Regions from separate parts of the Mus musculus genome. Here all the other regions are linked to region 2. A link is a loop called in an ENCODE intact Hi-C map of the cell type or tissue named here. Cell type or tissue: gastrocnemius. All regions are shown on one strand.

What was found. Peaks named below come from ENCODE experiments on the same cell type or tissue, not always from the same donor. Only the 100,000 strongest peaks of a DNase experiment are listed, where the experiment ranks them.
Region 1: a loop joins it to region 2, with 7 times the contacts of the local background. A loop is called at or near these places in 10 of 42 quality-filtered maps.
Region 3: a loop joins it to region 2, with 2.7 times the contacts of the local background. A loop is called at or near these places in 15 of 42 quality-filtered maps.
Region 4: it touches region 2 in a loop (2.6-fold over the local background); 16 of 42 quality-filtered maps call a loop at or near these places.

The regions. Positions count from the first base shown.
Region 1 is chr11:54,255,944-54,258,443 of GRCm38, forward strand. Gm12223 (a long non-coding RNA gene) reads left to right here. Exons shown (of 9, transcript XR_003949549.1): 8 at 905-981; 9 at 2,337-2,500. Among named protein-coding and RNA genes, the nearest start is that of Csf2, 7.3 kb to the left of the region's middle. In gastrocnemius, a CTCF peak has its summit at 1,242 (motif pointing left); a DNase peak (open chromatin) is centred at 1,244.
Region 2 is chr11:53,930,067-53,932,566 of GRCm38, forward strand. No RefSeq gene overlaps it. Among named protein-coding and RNA genes, the nearest start is that of Slc22a5, 40 kb to the left of the region's middle. In gastrocnemius, a CTCF peak has its summit at 1,490 (motif pointing right); DNase peaks (open chromatin) are centred at 1,553, 1,816 and 2,097; H3K4me3 peaks cover 222 bases; H3K27ac peaks cover 386 bases.
Region 3 is chr11:53,988,194-53,990,693 of GRCm38, forward strand. Slc22a4 (solute carrier family 22 (organic cation transporter), member 4) reads right to left here. Exons shown (of 10, transcript NM_019687.4): 7 at 2,431-2,500; 8 at 589-771. Among named protein-coding and RNA genes, the nearest start is that of Slc22a21, 9.1 kb to the left of the region's middle. In gastrocnemius, a CTCF peak has its summit at 1,246 (motif pointing left); no DNase peak of the experiment used is centred here.
Region 4 is chr11:54,053,307-54,055,806 of GRCm38, forward strand. It overlaps Pdlim4 (PDZ and LIM domain 4), which reads right to left. Exons shown (of 7, transcript NM_019417.3): 5 at 2,484-2,500; 6 at 2,051-2,168; 7 at 1,622-1,933. The coding sequence ends at 1,729. Among named protein-coding and RNA genes, the nearest start is that of Pdlim4, 14 kb to the right of the region's middle. In gastrocnemius, a CTCF peak has its summit at 1,141 (motif pointing left); DNase peaks (open chromatin) are centred at 1,162 and 2,022.

The sequences.
Region 1 (2,500 bases), 330 kb after region 2:
TGTGCCTCAGTGGTACCAGCAGACACAGTGAGGATTAGTGCTCCAGAAGCTCATGAGTCCCACGGCCTGGGCTTCTCTGTGCCTCAGTCTCTTCTACCGTCATAATAGGGGCAATCCTCGACAACTTCGGTCCCCGTGGGGATTCTGTGTCCCTCTTCACTCCAGGAAGACAGCATCTTTGCCCAATACACATCCATGGCCATGAGCCCAAATTCAAGTTTTTTGAAGGAGAAAGAAGCCCCATTCACCCCATGAGAACTCCTTCTGTCAACCTGGGTCTCCCTCTCCTCCATGTTCTCTCACCATCCCAGGCCCTGGAACCCCCATCCTCTCCATTCTTTAGGACTGATTTCTGATGATACCCACAGCTCCCTCCCTCTGCCCTGGCCCTTTCCTATTGCTGTAAATTCAGTAACCATGCACATCTCTACACCTGCCACACCCCAGGCCTCGGTCATTTAGTTTTCTTATCTCCATGGTTGTCATGCTGGTTGGGCTGTTCTGGGAATAGAGAAGTAAGAATGAGGTGAAGGGACCAGCTGAGGTCAGAAGGGATCCTGCCTCCACCTTGGTCACTAGGTCCTCAATCACACTGAATGGTTTGACTACTCAGACTCTCCTGTGCCTAACTCACCCTACACTAAAGACATCTATGTCTTTACCACACAGAACCGGATACCTGACTCCTCCCTGTATCTTGCCCATCCACTGCCTGCTGGGGGGAGTCCTGTCCCTTGGGTGAACTCCTGAGCATCGCTTCTAGTGTAAGGCACCCGAGATCACTATCCATCCATCCCCTTCATGTACCGACCCCCACCTCTCCTTGCATTTTGCTGGCTAACTGGACAGAGTCAGGAGGCTCCAGTAGGCACTAACCTCTATCTCATTATCCCTGCCTCTGCAGGGGGAAAGCCTTGGAGGTCCTCAGCAACTGATTCAAATGGTAATCCAAACCAGGGAGGAAAAACCTTTCTTTGTCTGGTGAGTCTCAAATTGTTTAGCCAGGTTCCTTTCCTTAGATACTTGCCTTTCTGGAAATTTCTCCTTGATTCATTCTTCTGGGGTCCCACATCATCTTAGGTAAAGAAAAGATGTGCCTCCTATCTTGCCCTCCTGGAAAGCTGTACTTGTAAAATTAAGATAAAAGATAAGTGAAATTGCTAGTGGCTGGTGTGACCTACTCTCTAGAAGGTGGCCTTATCAGCCTGTCCTCTCAGATCTACCATGGAGTGTTGCTGCCCTCTGCTGCCCTTTGGATGGACTTACTGACCTAGTACAAAGGGCAGTCTGAGGGCCATGACAGCTGCAAGCCACCCAGCTCTGTGATGATGTTGGATCAGGGAGTCAGTGCCCTTTTTTTGTCTGTGGCTGGGCATAATAAAGGACCTGTCCCCCTGGGTCATTATAACAAGGAATTATGCACAGCAAGGATTGTCTCTAGTTTGAGAGGCTGAGAAGTCTGAAGAGAAAGAACCAATCAGCCCAGTTGCTTGTTAGCACCCCCCCCCCCCCGCCCAGTTCACAGACAGCTGTCACACTATGTCTTCACATGGAAAGGGGATTCAAGGGGCTTCCAGGAGTCCTTTTCTTTTTAAAGACATGTTTTTAATTATGTGTAGGGAGGTGGTGGGACTTCTGTGTGTATTAAAGCCAGAAGAGGGCACTAGATCTCTCAGACATGGAGCTACAGGCAGTTGTGAGCCACCTAAAGGTGTTAAGAACTGAACTTGGGCCTTCCATATGAGCAGTCCATGCTCTTAGCCACTGAGCAATCTCTTTAGCCCGGAGTCCGTCCGTCCGTCTTTCTTTCTTTCTTTCTTTCTTTCTTTCTTTCTTTCTTTCTTTCTTTCTTTCTTTCTTTCTTTCTTTCCTTCTTTCCTTCTTTCCTTCTTTCCTTCTTTCCTTCTTTCCTTCTTTCTCTCTTTTTCAAGACTCCACTAGCAAATACCATTACACAGTATTTAGGGTTACACACTCAGTCTAAGTCCAAGGCACATAAATATTCCTCCAAATCCTATCAAGAACCAACCACAACTTGATTCTGGATTCTAACCTAGGGCAGTGTTTGGGCAAGGCTGTGCTGTCCCCAGACAGGGTCTGAGGTTTGAGGTCACAGGTAAACCTATGTAAGACAGGTCAGTGGTCATTTCTGACTCAAGCTGGCCATAGGCTACAGACTGGACAATTCCAGGACGTTCCACAGGATGTCTGAGAAGGCTCATTCTCACTTCAGGAATGTCGCCTCCTCCTTCCACTCCCTGCCTGCAATGTATCTTGTGTTTCTGAACTCTCTCCTTACCCAGCCACTAACTTCTGCTTATTGTATGTTTCTGCAGCAACAGAGACCTGGGCCACCTCAGTGTCCAACTCAGAGCTGGGGAGAGTGTCAGACATCACTCTCATCCCAGGGCCTTCTGTGTCCCATGAGTGCTCTGAGTACATTGTGGTATCTGGCCATGGCTCCAAAGAGTGTGTCCTTCAGTGAATCAGCTAGGCAAGA
Region 2 (2,500 bases):
CGGGCTCAGATAAAGGCCATTTTATGTCATAGGGCAATCATGCCAGCTGTGGTGGTTTGAATGAGAGTGGTTCCTTACAGGATCATACATTTGAATATGTTGTCTCCAGTTGGTGGAACCATTTGGGAAGGCTTAGAGGGTTAGAGGTGTGTGTAATAGGGGACTGGGGCTGGTGTTTCAAAGGACTTGCATTATTACTCCTGCTTATGGGTCAAGATGAGAGCTCAGAGCTATTCCTGCCAGCATGCCTTTGGTCAACCATCACAGACTCTGACCCTATGACTCCTCATGCTCACAAACAAACGCTGGAGAAACCAGGAACGTTCATCACTCAAGGGTGTCTCCTCAGAGTAGGAAATAAATACCTGTTTTCCATCCAGAAGCCTGGGAGATGATATTCTTAACGACCCAGTGACCTTTGCTATCTGTAGAGCCAGACCTCACCCAAGTACCCAGAATGCTTATTTTATCTTAGATTCTCTTCCTAGTCCTTTAGCTCCCAATCAGTACTATCCATCCTCAGGGGGGTGTCACATGTACTTTATAGCCTGCTGATCTCTATGCTGTCTCAGTCAGAGACCACACCAGATCCTAGACCCTTGAGGTCTAGAACCCATCTTCATAGTCCCATGTACTCTGCAAAGGAAATTCTATGCAGTCACACATTAAGGGTTATTGCGTGCCTGAAATCAGGATAATTGCTGCCTGGAAACTTTTCCAAACCGTACTTGGTTAAAATATGCTTACACCACCTGGCATCAGACTCTTGATTCCTGATAGTTTGGTTCACCCTAACTGAGCCTAGCTGAACTGAGTTTTCTTTTCGCCTCTTTGAGGTTCCTTTCCCTGTTGGCCATAATGCTTGAAGGGACCCCCACGTGTAAGCCCAATTAAACTCTTTCTTTTATAAGTTGTCTTGGTCATGGTGTTTTATCCCAGCAATGGGAAGTAACTATTACAGCTGCCTTCTGACAATGTTGTTTTCTGAGGAAGAGGCCAGTGTCAGACACAGAGACTGTCTTGTCCAGGAGACAAGAAGTGGCTCTTATAAGACCCTGTGTGGAGTCAGACTCTAGGAGACTTGCCCATGACTCTCCTCTGTGTGTGACCAGTCACTGGCCCGTGAGACAACACTATCTCTCTCAGCTGTCAGGACACACCCCCGTCCTTGAACCTTGAGACACGCTATTCAGAAATTAGCTGCCTCTGGAGTTTCCCAGAGCTGGCAGAGCTGCAGCAGCGGAAAGAAGCTCGTTTCTGTTCTGCTTTGGGAACAATTCAGGTTCTAGAATCAATGAAAAGGGTAATTCCTAAGATGAACATTTACCATCCAAGCATCCAGATTCCCAGAGCAGGGAGGATAAAAGTGCAAGGACAGATAGAACTTCTCAAATGAAAATCTGTTGGGTTTCAAATCTAACTTTGAGGACTCCCCCCCACGCCCCAACCCCCAAAGCCTGGAAAGTAGCTATTCTATTTCTAAAACACCAGAGGGCGCTGCTGCGCTGAGGAAAACCAGAAGTCACTCTGACTTGTCCTTCATTCAAGTCCTTCTGGGACTTGGAGCAGCCTGGGATGCCATCTTTTCTGGGACAGATCAGTTTTCAGCGACACTTTCAGGCCTTCAGACCTAAGATCGTAACACAAGTGTTATCCCAGAACCTAATGTTAGCAGTTTCCCTCCGAGCCCGCTAGAACGTGAAGGGTGGACCCAAGCAGACAGTGAGCCCTGTGACTGCAGTCTTCTCTGTTAACTGTTGGCCTGACACACCTAAGCTCCTGCCCACCCGTGACCTGGCCCTCTTCTTCTCTACCCTGCACTCGAGGCCATGGCCACGTGGGGAGGAGGGTTGTGGAAGGCGGTGCCAGAGCTGTGGTACTTGAGGGGGCTGGGGCTGCTGCTGGGCGGCTGGCTGGGCCTGTGGATAAAGTGCTTGCAGTACAAGGATGAGGATGTGAGCTCAAATGCCCAGGACCCGCTTAAAAGAGCTGGGCACTGTGGAACACGCCTGAGAACCCAGTGCTGATGGGACAGAGACAGGAGGCCTCTGGGGTAAGTTAGCCTGAGAGCTCCAAGTTTAATGTAAGCTTATGCCAAAGAATAAGGTGAATGGCCAGCTGGCTGGCTCAGTGCCAGTCCTGGTCAGCTGAGTTGACTCCCAGGGCCCAGCGTGGTGGGAGGAGAAAATTAAGTCCCACTAGTTCTCTGCTCTTTACATATGTGCACCCCTCTCCCCAAAACATTAAAAAATAGTTTGGGGAACAATTGTGAAATACGCCCAGTGGTTCCCTCTGGCCTGTACATGCCCATACTCCTGTGTTCATAGTTACACACATCTTGTGAGCACACACACAATACAAACAAACAGAACGTAAAACTCATCTGAGGACCGACTGCCTGACACACTCCTCACTCACTGCTCCTGTGACAGGGAAGGACTGCTCTGGCTCCCCTGTCACACTTCTCCCTTTGTAGGCCACCAACCATCTGCTTTCATAG
Region 3 (2,500 bases), 58 kb after region 2:
CTTTGCCTGCTTCCTGCTCGCACTGAGGAGGTTATCTGTACAAGAGTTCAGGCCTGGAGAGATGGCTCAGCGGTTATGACCTCTTGCTGCTCTTACAAAGGGTCCAAGTTCCATTTATAGTGCCCATATGGTGGCTCGTTCTTTCCTACACTCCAATTCCTGGAGATCAGACACTCCCTGAACACCAGGTACAAAAGTGCTGCACTTACCTTCAGATAAAACTGTCGTTCACATAAAATACAAATTTTGTTAAATCTAAAGAGAGAGAGAGGGGTGGGGGGAAGGGAATCCAACAGACACACAGCAGAAAGACCCTTACTATTACTTTACTATTACAGTCCAAGGGGTCACTGAGAATCATCATGAAAAGAAACCGGTGAGGGCTTTAAGATGCAATGTGCCTGCAATGGGGCTGTAAAACTGAGCAGCCAGACTATGGAGAGTGATTCAGCTGCATAAGACCCAAACCAACTCCTCCCATGAAGAGACTGGCCAAAGAAGGCCCTTGTTCATACACACAAAGCACATAAGCCCACATGCAAAATACACATAAAAAAACCCCTAAGGACAGAATAAGACACATCTCACCCAGGTAAACGAAATAGGGGGCAATGATGCTGCCCACCCGAGAGGCCATGGAGGTGATGCCCACAGCCATGTTCCTGACCAGGGTTGGGTAGAGCTCCGCAGTGAAGACATACAACATGGAGAAGGCAGAGGTGATCCCAAATTTCCCCAGCATCACCAGTCCAATGGACACAAAGTTATAATCTGGAAAAGAGGCTCATGTCAGACAGGGTGCTCCTAGAACCAACAGTTAGCTGTTTGATTGTTCCTTTTACTGCCACATGATGGTTCCCACATAATGTGCTGCTGGACAAGACTGCCCTCAAATCCTAGCCACCAGATGGTTGGAGATGGAAGGCAATAGGTGGCCTGGACTTTGAACTACTCTTATTTTGGATTATCAATGCATCCTGTGACCTCTGTCCATCTGCTTTTATTTGATACCACAGTTTCATAGTGACTTGTTAGATGTTAAATACAGTTAAATTTAGTCTATAAATGTTGGGCCCTGTTCTTCCTGATTTTTATTATTAAGCAATATAGTTCTAGGGCTGGAGAGATGGCTCAGCGGTTGGGAGCACTGACTGCTCTTCCAGAGGTCCTGAGTTTGATTCCCAACAACCTCATGGTGGTTCACAGCCATCTGTGATGGGATCTGATGCCCTCTTCTGGTGTATTTGAGGACAGCTACAGTGTGCTCATATAAAATAAATGAATGAATAAATAAATCTTTAAAAAAAGAAATATAGTTCTAGTTGGGTTCAGTGGTGAAAGCTTTAACAAGTACTTTTTCCATTTTTTTGTGTGTGGTGTGCACATGTATTTGCATGATTTTGCATGTGTGTAGTCATGAAAGACCAGAATTACAGATGAACCATGAGGCTTAGCAGTATTTATGTGGGTTCTGGGATCTGAACTCTGGTCCTCATGCATTTTAATTATTGAGCCATTCTCCCATTGCCTGTGCATGCTAATAATCCCAGCTATTAGTATTTCACTGGCTGAGGCAGGGGAATTACAGATTTAAGGCTAGCCCAGGCTATGTAATGAGTTCAAGGTCAGGATGTGTCACTTAACAAGATTTTGCCTCTACATAAAAATAAAGGGTGGGGGATATGGCCCCATAGTAGAGGGTTTGGCTAGTGTAAGACCCTGGGCTTAAGTGTTGGTACTGCAGAAGTTAAAAAGTTAAAGACAAACACAAACAGTGTTATTTGCATGTTAACAATGTATTGATAATGTATTAACTTGTAGTTTAACAATAGGAGAAAATTAGACACACTTGGAAAAGGAAATACATTACTTTTAGCATTGGAACCTTTTGTCATTGTTTAGTCTTATTGCACCATCCCTACATTCATTCATTCATTCATTCATTCATTCATTTCTGTGGGGGAAGTGTGTGTGTCAGAGGAAGAGCTGCAGGAGACAGTCTTCTTCTTCCTCTATGTGGGTTCCAAAGATGGAAGTCAGGTTCTCTGGCTTGGCCAGAAGTACCTGTGCTGACTTTGAAACATTCTGTTTGCATGGTCTTGCTGTTTTTGTTTGTGTTTTGAGACAGTGATTTATGCAACCTGAGCTAGCCTCAAATTCGCTATGCAGCTGAGACTGGCTTTGAACTGGTCCTCCTGCCTCTCCTTCCCAAGTGCTGAGATTATAGGGATGGGCAACCATACCCTGCTGGGACAGTTGTTGTAAACATGTCACAGTCAGCTGTCATCTGATGAACGTTTGGTGATGTTGAGGCAGTGTTATGGGGAAATGGTGACTCATGTAAGGGTGGTCACCTGTCCTGATATTCTAGGCCATTAATGCATCTATTTTTTTTTTCTGGGATGTTGTTAGCCTGGGCCAACTTCTTACCTTCAGGTACCACTTGGATCAAGAGAAGCACACCTCCTCCCCAGAATAGCACCCCAGCTATAATATATCT
Region 4 (2,500 bases), 120 kb after region 2:
GCAGCCTTCTGGTAGCCCAGAATACACAGCACAAATGGACATTATTCAGGCTCATTGAACAAATGAGCCGAGGTGGTTTCTCACCCAGAGCAAGCAGTGGGGTAGGTCCACAGATTTAGGATCCTGGACAGCTGTGGGTTCGAAATGCATGTCGTAGTGGTACAGCGCTATGTGCTGTTTGAGTTCATCGAGAAGCCGACTCTGGAAGCAGGGTAATAAGGGTTGCTCTCCTCCCCACCATTTCAGAGACTCCAACTTGGTGTTTGGCTTGCATGTCTGTGTGAGGGCATCAGCTCCTCTGGAACTGGAGTTGCAGATGGTTGTGAGCTGTGTCCAGGACCTCTGGAAGAGTAGCCAGTTCTCTTAATCACTGAGCCATCTCTCCAGACCCGTCAAAGTACCTTCTAAGGCCCCATGCCAGCCTGTGAATGGGCTGCCCCTCTAACTCTGGGACAGAGAGGTGAGAGTGGCTAGCAGTACAGACCAGACATTACTACTGTTTATCCCATGATATGAAAGGGCCTGAATCAGGAAGCGCCGAAGCTCAGAAAGTTTACTCAGAAATTTTAATTGCTGCCTCAGCTTCCCCAGTCAGTTTCGGCTGGGTGTTGTGGCTGTCTGTTTGATGATGTCATCTCTATCTGTTGCTATTTGTCCTTTTATTGGGAATCCTCACCGGAGGGAATTCTCTTCATTAGAAACTCCAACTGACTGCCTTAAAAGGGCTTCCCTAGTCGATTCCTATTGGACATTTTGAGGCCAAGTTGGTTCTGTTTTGCTTCTAACCATCCATCCATCCATCCATCCATCCACCCATCTGCCACTTATTCTTTTAAATTTACCTTACTGCATGTTTAATAAAACCGAAATGGTAGCTTATTCCCCAGACTGTGCGGAACATGGCGATCAACAGTCATTCATCAACCCGGTAACTTTTATAGTTTTAAAAGTGAGAGTCTGAATAGGTTTATGTAACCAAAAGGTACAAGGCAGACCTCACTTCGAGTGAACTGGGGCGCATCCAAGGAGTGTAGAATTTCTACTGCAGGTGGGGGAAAAGGACCAAGCTTCTTAGAGGGAAAGGCAGTGTTAGTTCTAAAGCGCTGACTTTTGTCTCAAGAAAAAGTCAAGCTTGCCCCCTAGTGGGAGGAGGAAGGAAGAGGAGAAGAAAAATAGAGTGTATGGACAGAGAGCGACTTAGGAAGAGAGTACCAGGAAGGGGGCACCACCCATGCAGGCTAGGGACCACCCCTGGCCACTCATGCGGACAACGGGCACACCAGGGCTGTCATGGTCCATGCTTTTTTTTTTTTTTTTTTTTTTTTTTGCATAGGTCTTGATTCTATAGAGATCTCTTGCCTCCCTCCGTCTCTTGATTCTCAGCTTTCCTGACCTCACCCAGGCCAGGCTCCTTGTTACACTACAGCAGCAGACCATAGTATTAACGACACTATCCCTTATGGCTTACTCTGCCATCCAACTCAGGCTGTGGGAACAACATGAGAGCTGTCTGGCTCACCACTGAATCTAATGTCTAGAACAGGCCTGACACCTGAACCGATCTTACAACACATTGGAGCTATGGCCTGCACTGGAGGTTATCAGGCCAGACACTAGCTAGTTCCAGAGCAAGCAGAAGGACTTTATTAGAAAGGCCAGGAGGACATATATTTACACAGGCCATGAGGGAACATTAAGTGAAGCAGAGGCAAGACAAGATTTTCCAGCTCAGACAAGTTCCACCTTAGCATTGGGGTATACAGCCACCACATCATATCCCTCCGGCGGCTTGACTCGAGCCTTGGCGTGATTCTCACAGTACAGCCGTTCATCTAGGAAGAAGTACCCACGCTGTTTGAGATTCAGGCCGCAGTCGCTGCACATGAAGCACTCCGGATGGTAGAGCTTGTCTCTCGCCTTGACAATGGTTCCCCTGTTGTGGAGGACAGAGGGACAGGTGACTGACAGATTCTAGGACAAGCCTCTACCCATGGCCTTGGAAAACAGAAGTGGGGTCGTGGGGGTGCAGGTGGGCAGACTGGGTACTCACACGATCCCGTGGCCGCAGCGCGTGCACTCTGGTAGCCCCTGCAGGCCACTCAGTGGAGCACCGAGCTTGCTGGCTGCTGGTTTGAGGTTCCGGGGACCACCAGACCCAGGCCGATCCCCTGAAATCCAGAGGGCAGGTGGTATGGATGGGGTAGGTGAGATAAGAACCCTACTTCAGCAGGATGTTGCTTCTGGAACACGATGACCAGAAGCTTAGAGGACAAGTTCTTGGTTTGTATGAGGTAAAGGAGAGTCACGTGGGTGGTGGAGTGGGAATCGGGAGGGTGAGAGCACAGTCACAGTAAGGCACAGAGGGATTTGAAGAGGGGGTGGATGGCTAGAAGGTGTGGATTGGGTGGTGTTGGAAGGTGAAGGGTAAACTGGGCACGGTAGGGGGAGGGGAGGCAGGGGAGGTAAGGTGTTGGGAGTCTTACCGCCCTCGCCAGCCTCT